Linked DNA regions of Mus musculus: region 2 is linked to region 1. A link is a loop called in an ENCODE intact Hi-C map of the cell type or tissue named here. Cell type or tissue: left cerebral cortex. All regions are shown on one strand. Each heading gives the region's core, and the rest is flanking DNA. Links, peaks and the distances in the headings are about the cores only. Region 1 overlaps Hoxb5os (homeobox B5 and homeobox B6, opposite strand). Region 2 holds the start of Hoxb2 (homeobox B2).

Region 1 (2,897 bases), core at 237-2,736:
CCCTCCACATCCTTTTGAATCCGGAGGAGGGCAAAATCCCCCAAGTTCTGCAAAGGTAAGGAAGATTCTACAATTCTTATTCTTTTGCATCCTTTTCTTGCAGGGGGTGGGGCTTAGATTTTTCTCCCTCCTCCTCCCCCCATTTCAAGACAGGGTTGAACCCCACCTCTGGGCGCTGCTGGGAGAGGCTTCCCAGGAAATTCTGTAGTAGAGACAGGGGTGGCTGCTTCCTGGAGGGGGACCGGCTGCAGGGAAGATGGGGAGGAGGGATGGAAAGGGGCCTATGAGGCCGGTTTTATGTTGCTTTTTTAGCTGGGAGAGATCTCCAGCGAGGGGTCTGCAAAAGCGAGGGTGGGGGGTGTCTGGGCTACAGCCACGCTGGCCAGTCGCTCTGGCCCTTGTGGGTTTGTGCTCACCTCCCTCCATCTCTCCCTTTTCCTGGCCTCTCCGATTGCCCCCGTGCGGTTTCTCTTGCCCAGTGTGGGTAATGGCGATTTCCCGGCTGCATTGGCACGAGGGGCGGTGGCGCTGAGGGAAGTCCTGGTCTCTGTGGGGCCTGGAATCTCCGCAGAGGCCAGCCTAGGGCGAAGAGGCGTCTAGAGTGATATAAAAAGAACAATTCACAGAGAAATGTTCGCTATCTTCCTTCGGAGACATTTCTGAAAATAAAGGGTTGTGGGTGAAGGAACCCAAAGCAAGGGAAGCTAGCCGAAGACCTCCCAGCTCTTTTGCCACCGGTCTCTTGCCACTCCCGCCAGCCGGAGGGAGCCTGCAGGGAGAGAGTTTTGTGGTTTTAATGCGGTAGGTTAAAGTCTGTTGGTCTCTGTGTGATTTGATCTTGTTACTTGTGTTTTATTGGTATAAGATGTATGGATTTTGGTGGAGAAAATTGTATATCTGCTATGGGCACATTTCAAACTTTTCCTGGATTTTAATGCGGTTGGGAAGAGACTTTTAGCATGTTGTTTCAGGCTTGTACACACAAATCCATTTGGTGTGTATGTCTGGGAGGATGGGAGTGGGTGGGTTGGGATACAAAATGTAATGGTATGTATGATCTGGGAAAACCTCCTGGAGTCTGAGTTCAAAGTTAAGTCCTGTCTTTCGCCGCCCAATTTTTGTTCCCTGGCTTCCTGGGGGTGGGGGAGGGGATGGGGGGGGGGAAAGATCTCTTGGGTATGAGACAGATTCCTAAAGTGGTTGATAGGCTTCAGGCTGACTGGTGAGGACTATAAAATGGGACGAAAGGTCCCCAGAGAAGCTATCAGTGACAGAGAGATAAGTGACTGTGGGTATGAATGAAGGACAGGAGGCGTTGTGGTTTCGTTTGGTTTGCATGAATAAGGATTGTCTTCTTGTTTCTTAAGGAGCCTGTGCAGATAGATGGTTCAGGCTCAGGTCTCAGGTTATCCGATTTTAGTGTCTTGGGAGAGTGTGTAGGTACATTGGTCTCCTGGGCTATTAGGAGAGGGAAACGTAGCCACTTGTGGCACAAGACTGGGGTTCCCTGGGGGCCCAGATAAAAAGCTCTAGACACAGGCCTGAAAGGGCCTCACTGAGAGACCTTGGTTTCTTAGCAAGCGAAATTAATCGCCAACATCTAGGACGCTCGGATCCTATTTGCGGCGGGAAATACCCTCCAAACCCACTCAAACTAAAGGTCTTTTCCCCTTGTAGTCTTGGTGGGTTATAAATCGTCCCTTAGACAGTTTCCTCTGACCCAAATTATGCAGTTTGCTGCCATCTACCGTCCGTTCGGGGACAGGCGGCTTTGGTACAGCAAATCGCTCGACACTCCCCGAGCCCTGCGGGTTTGCTTTGAGCCCCTGTCGCGCAGTTCGGTGGGATACCGGCCCACGCTGATGTCCTCTTAGTCCCCGAGTGCAGATTAGAAAGCGGAATGAGTCTCTTGTCACATTATCCTCAACCTTCTCCCGTCTCCTGCATACCCTTCCACACTCATCCCAGCCACAAACCTGAAGGCTGGTAGTGGGAAAGGGAGTCTAGAGGAGTAACACTGTAACCCACGGACAGGGGGTACTGAGCCAAAGGGCTGAGGGTTCAGACCTACGACCTTCCTCACCACCTAAGACACGAGACACGACTGGGGACCGCTGGAGAGATGTGAGGCCAAATCTGTTCAAGGTTTATTTAGTTTTCTTCTCTGCCAAGGGAGGGAGGGGGTCCCGTTAAGGGAGGCGCCGGCCAGGCAGTTCCACTCGGTTGTCAAAAGACAAACCCAGTCTGTATTCTTCCAGTTGGTTTGTGGGTTTTGCCAATTCCTAAGCTGGCGAGTCCGTGGTGAAGGAGTTGAACTGAATTTTCTGGAAACTGTTGGTGTCTGCAAGTGAGTGTTGGTCCCCTCCCCCATTCTCGACCGTTTCAAGCGAAATCGCGCAAAAAAAAAAAAAAAAGCTTTGGTAGAACATCATGAGTGAGGAGAAATCGTAAAAAAAAAAAAAAAAAAAAAAAAACAAAACACTGTAATTTCCTGTCCTGCCGGACCCCTCACACCCGGTTAACGGAACCGCTTTCCCAAAAGGGGGTGGCGAGGGCGGGGTGCGCGCCTCCGCAGAGGCGTTGGAGTCTTGGCCCCTGTCTCACCGGTTACTGATTAGCTCGGTCTTTCAAGCTGCTGGAGGAAGCTCTGGCCGCCCCTTTCAAGGTGCTGTGCCCCCCCCCGTTCTTGGGCGGGGGGAGGGCTGCTCCAGGAAATTGCTTGCGGTGCCAGGCTGGGCAAGGTGTTACTAAGGTCTGGCTGGGAGCTGAGGGCCTAGGGGCTGTGTAGTGCTGGGGGCACACACCATTGCTGCTTCCAGGAGCCTTAGAGGTCTCTAGAGCAAATCTTTAAGCTTTTTTTTTCCTTCCGTGCGTTAAGAGTGACTTTCTGGCGGCTA
Region 2 (2,897 bases), core at 201-2,700, 58 kb after region 1:
GAGAGTGTAGGGTACTGATGAAGGAACAGGGGTAGAGGAGGAAGCCTCATGGTATCCAGGTCGTGGTCCTCTGGAGTTTTTGAATCAATTAAAGCAAATAATGCCTGTGTTTTCCACTAGGCCTAGACTAGCGATTGGCGGAGACCGGTCCCGTGACCATGAATTCCCTGCAATTTCGGCGGAGTCCTGGGTTTAATAGAGAGAGTCCCCATACGCTTGTATTTATCAGCAATATACAATTATAAAGGCCTAAATTTAAAAAAAAAAGAGAGAGAGCGAAATCTCCCCCCCCCCGCGAAATTGCTCCATTGCATAAACCTGGGGGGGGCGGGAGAGGGGGGTCCCTCTGATTCTCCCTCCTGACGCCCCCCCCAGCAGGCCCCCTCCCCCACCATTGAAAGCCATGAATTTTGAATTTGAGAGGGAGATTGGGTTTATAAACAGCCAGCCATCGCTCGCCGAGTGTCTGACTTCCTTCCCCGCTGTCTTGGAGACATTTCAAACTTCATCAATCAAGGAGTCGACATTAATTCCTCCTCCTCCTCCTCTGGAGCAAACCTTCCCCAGCCTCCAGCTCGGCGCCTCCACCCTTCAGAGACCAGGGAGCCAAAAGCAAGCCGGAGATGGGCCTGCTCTGCGGTCACCGCCGCCACTCCCCGTTGCCCCCCCAGCCCCCGAGTTCCCCTGGATGAAAGAGAAGAAATCCACCAAGAAACCCAGCCAATCCGCCGCATCCCCTTCTCCAGCCGCCTCCTCGGTCCGGGCCTCCGAGGTCGGATCACCATCAGGTGGGTAAACGTATTAGGGGCGGGGTGAGGGGCAGTTGGAAGAGAAGGGGAGAATGTGAGGTGATGGGGCTCCTGGTGGGGTTCCCTAGGTCGACGGATCTGGGGCGAGGGAAGCAGAGTATCCCGCTGGGGTTCAGGCCTAGCCACTGTTAGCTTCCCCACCCCCAGAAAATTTTGGAAGCTGATTGAGGGTGGGGAGGATGCTTTTTTTTTTTTTTTTTTTTTAAATGTGCTTAGAAAAAAATGATTCGATTGAAGGGTTTCCCCGGTTTCTGTGTAGAGGAATGAAGCGTGTCTGGGATTGAATCTGGAGCCTGGAAAAGATGCGATGCCTCTAGCTCTCCTAAAGCTAGGGAAGAAGAGGGAATTCAAAAGCTAGGAAGGAAAGGGGTGAAGAACAATCTATGATCCCTCTCTCCCCAGGTTGAGTTGGAAAGTTCTGAATTGAGGGGTCCATTGGGAGGACTTGGGGGAGGGAGACTCTGAGGTCCTGGGAGCTAAGAGAAATTGCTCCCCGCCCCCTACGTGGCCCGTGGGCGGCTCTGAAGGCACCGACTTGACCCGGGCCGGGTCTGCCTACGTGGAAGAGCACTAAAAAAAACCCCAAAGACACAGAAAGAAGCGCTGTGGGGGTGGGGTGGGAGCCCGAGTAGGACTGCTGAGAGTCTTTTAAGCCAAAGGGGTGCTCCCGATCTCAGCTAAACGGAGGCTGCGTTGAGACCTCTCTGATAACATAGGGGTGCTTCCCTCGCAGATGGCCCCGGATTGCCAGAATGCGGCGGCAGCGGCTCCCGCAGACTGCGCACGGCCTACACCAACACGCAACTGCTGGAGCTGGAGAAGGAGTTCCACTTCAATAAGTACCTGTGCCGGCCGCGTCGCGTCGAGATCGCTGCCTTGCTGGACCTCACCGAAAGGCAGGTCAAAGTCTGGTTCCAGAACCGACGCATGAAACACAAGCGGCAGACGCAGCATCGAGAGCCGCCCGAGGGAGAACCAGGCGGGCCGAGCGCCCAGGACGACGCGGGAGAGCCAGCCGAGGAACCCACGGTCAGCCCGGGCGACGTCGCGACTCACCGGCTGCGGGAAGCCTGCTTCCACCCCGCCGAGGCCGCGCAGGGACCCCGGGGCGCACCGCCGTCAGCGCTGCCTGCCACCACCCTGGAGAGTGTGGGCGCATCGAGCCCCGGCTGCACAATGCTCAGAGCCGGAGGCCGGCAGAGCGAGCCCCTACCCGAAGACGCCTGCCCCGAGCGGCAGGATTCGCCTTTTCTACCGGACCTCAATTTCTTCGCTGCAGACTCCTGTCTCCAGATGTCCGGAGGCCTTTCACCCAGCCTGCAGGGTTCTCTCGATAGCCCCGTGCCCTTTTCCGAGGAAGAGCTGGACTTCTTCACCAGCACGCTCTGTGCCATCGACTTGCAGTTTCCCTAACTGTTTTCCATCTTTGGTCCTTTCCGTCTGGTCCTCCTTGGCTGTTGGGGGCGGGGGGAATCGGGCCTTCTCCACTCGTGGATACATTTATGCCGTTTTGTTAAAATCCAGATAGTAACGAATTAGCGTTTCATTCACTCCTTTTCGCTTTTTAAAACCACACACAAAAAATTCCACTTGGTAAAACTCCTTCCAACGAAATCTCAGGAATAATTAAACTCTAGTGGGAGAGGGTTTTCTTACAAAGAACTAGAGGGACCTATTTTCCTCTTTTTTAAGTTTTAGATTGTAGATTATTTATTAAAATTGTTTAATAATAGGAAAGGGGGAAAGTATTTATTGTACATTATTTTCATAGCGTAAATAAATGTCTTTATAATATGAAAACGAGTGTTTGTGTTGGGATCTAGCTCTTTTTGCCAAGTCCCTACGGCCAGTCTTTGCTTTCCCACTCTCCGCTTGAAGTTGGTTTAGCTCTGGCTCAAGCGACCCAAGGGAAGGCATGGTCCCATCTCCCAGGCTGACAAAGTCCGGGTGGTACAAAAGGGGCCCTGCTTGGTGACTATTTCTTTGTCCAAGACACCAGGAAGAGTTTATGGAAGCTTGGTTCATCTGCAAACAGACCGTTTCCAGTCCTGCTAAGATGTTCCCTGGGTCCCTGCTTGGAAATAAATG

Evidence for each region. A loop is a pair of places that touch in the nucleus more often than their neighbours do. Peaks named below come from ENCODE experiments on the same cell type or tissue, not always from the same donor. Only the 100,000 strongest peaks of a DNase experiment are listed, where the experiment ranks them.
Region 2: it touches region 1 in a loop (2.2-fold over the local background); 4 of 42 quality-filtered maps call a loop at or near these places.

Annotation. Positions count from the first base shown.
Region 1 is chr11:96,292,959-96,295,855 of GRCm38, forward strand. It overlaps Hoxb5os (homeobox B5 and homeobox B6, opposite strand), which reads right to left. Exons shown (of 3, transcript NR_131758.1): 2 at 417-596. It also overlaps a transcript of Hoxb6 not described here. Among named protein-coding and RNA genes, the nearest start is that of Hoxb6, 4.7 kb to the right of the region's middle. In left cerebral cortex, for the core only: a CTCF peak has its summit at 1,743 (motif pointing left); a DNase peak (open chromatin) is centred at 1,749.
Region 2 is chr11:96,351,408-96,354,304 of GRCm38, forward strand. Hoxb2 (homeobox B2) reads left to right here and starts at 225. Exons shown (of 2, transcript NM_134032.2): 1 at 225-788; 2 at 1,543-2,609. The coding sequence starts at 404. The coding sequence ends at 2,222. It overlaps Hoxb3os (homeobox B3 and homeobox B2, opposite strand), which reads right to left and starts at 1,987. Exons shown (of 4, transcript NR_155303.1): 1 at 1,653-1,987. In left cerebral cortex, for the core only: no CTCF peak of the experiment used is centred there; DNase peaks (open chromatin) are centred at 1,658, 1,886 and 2,115.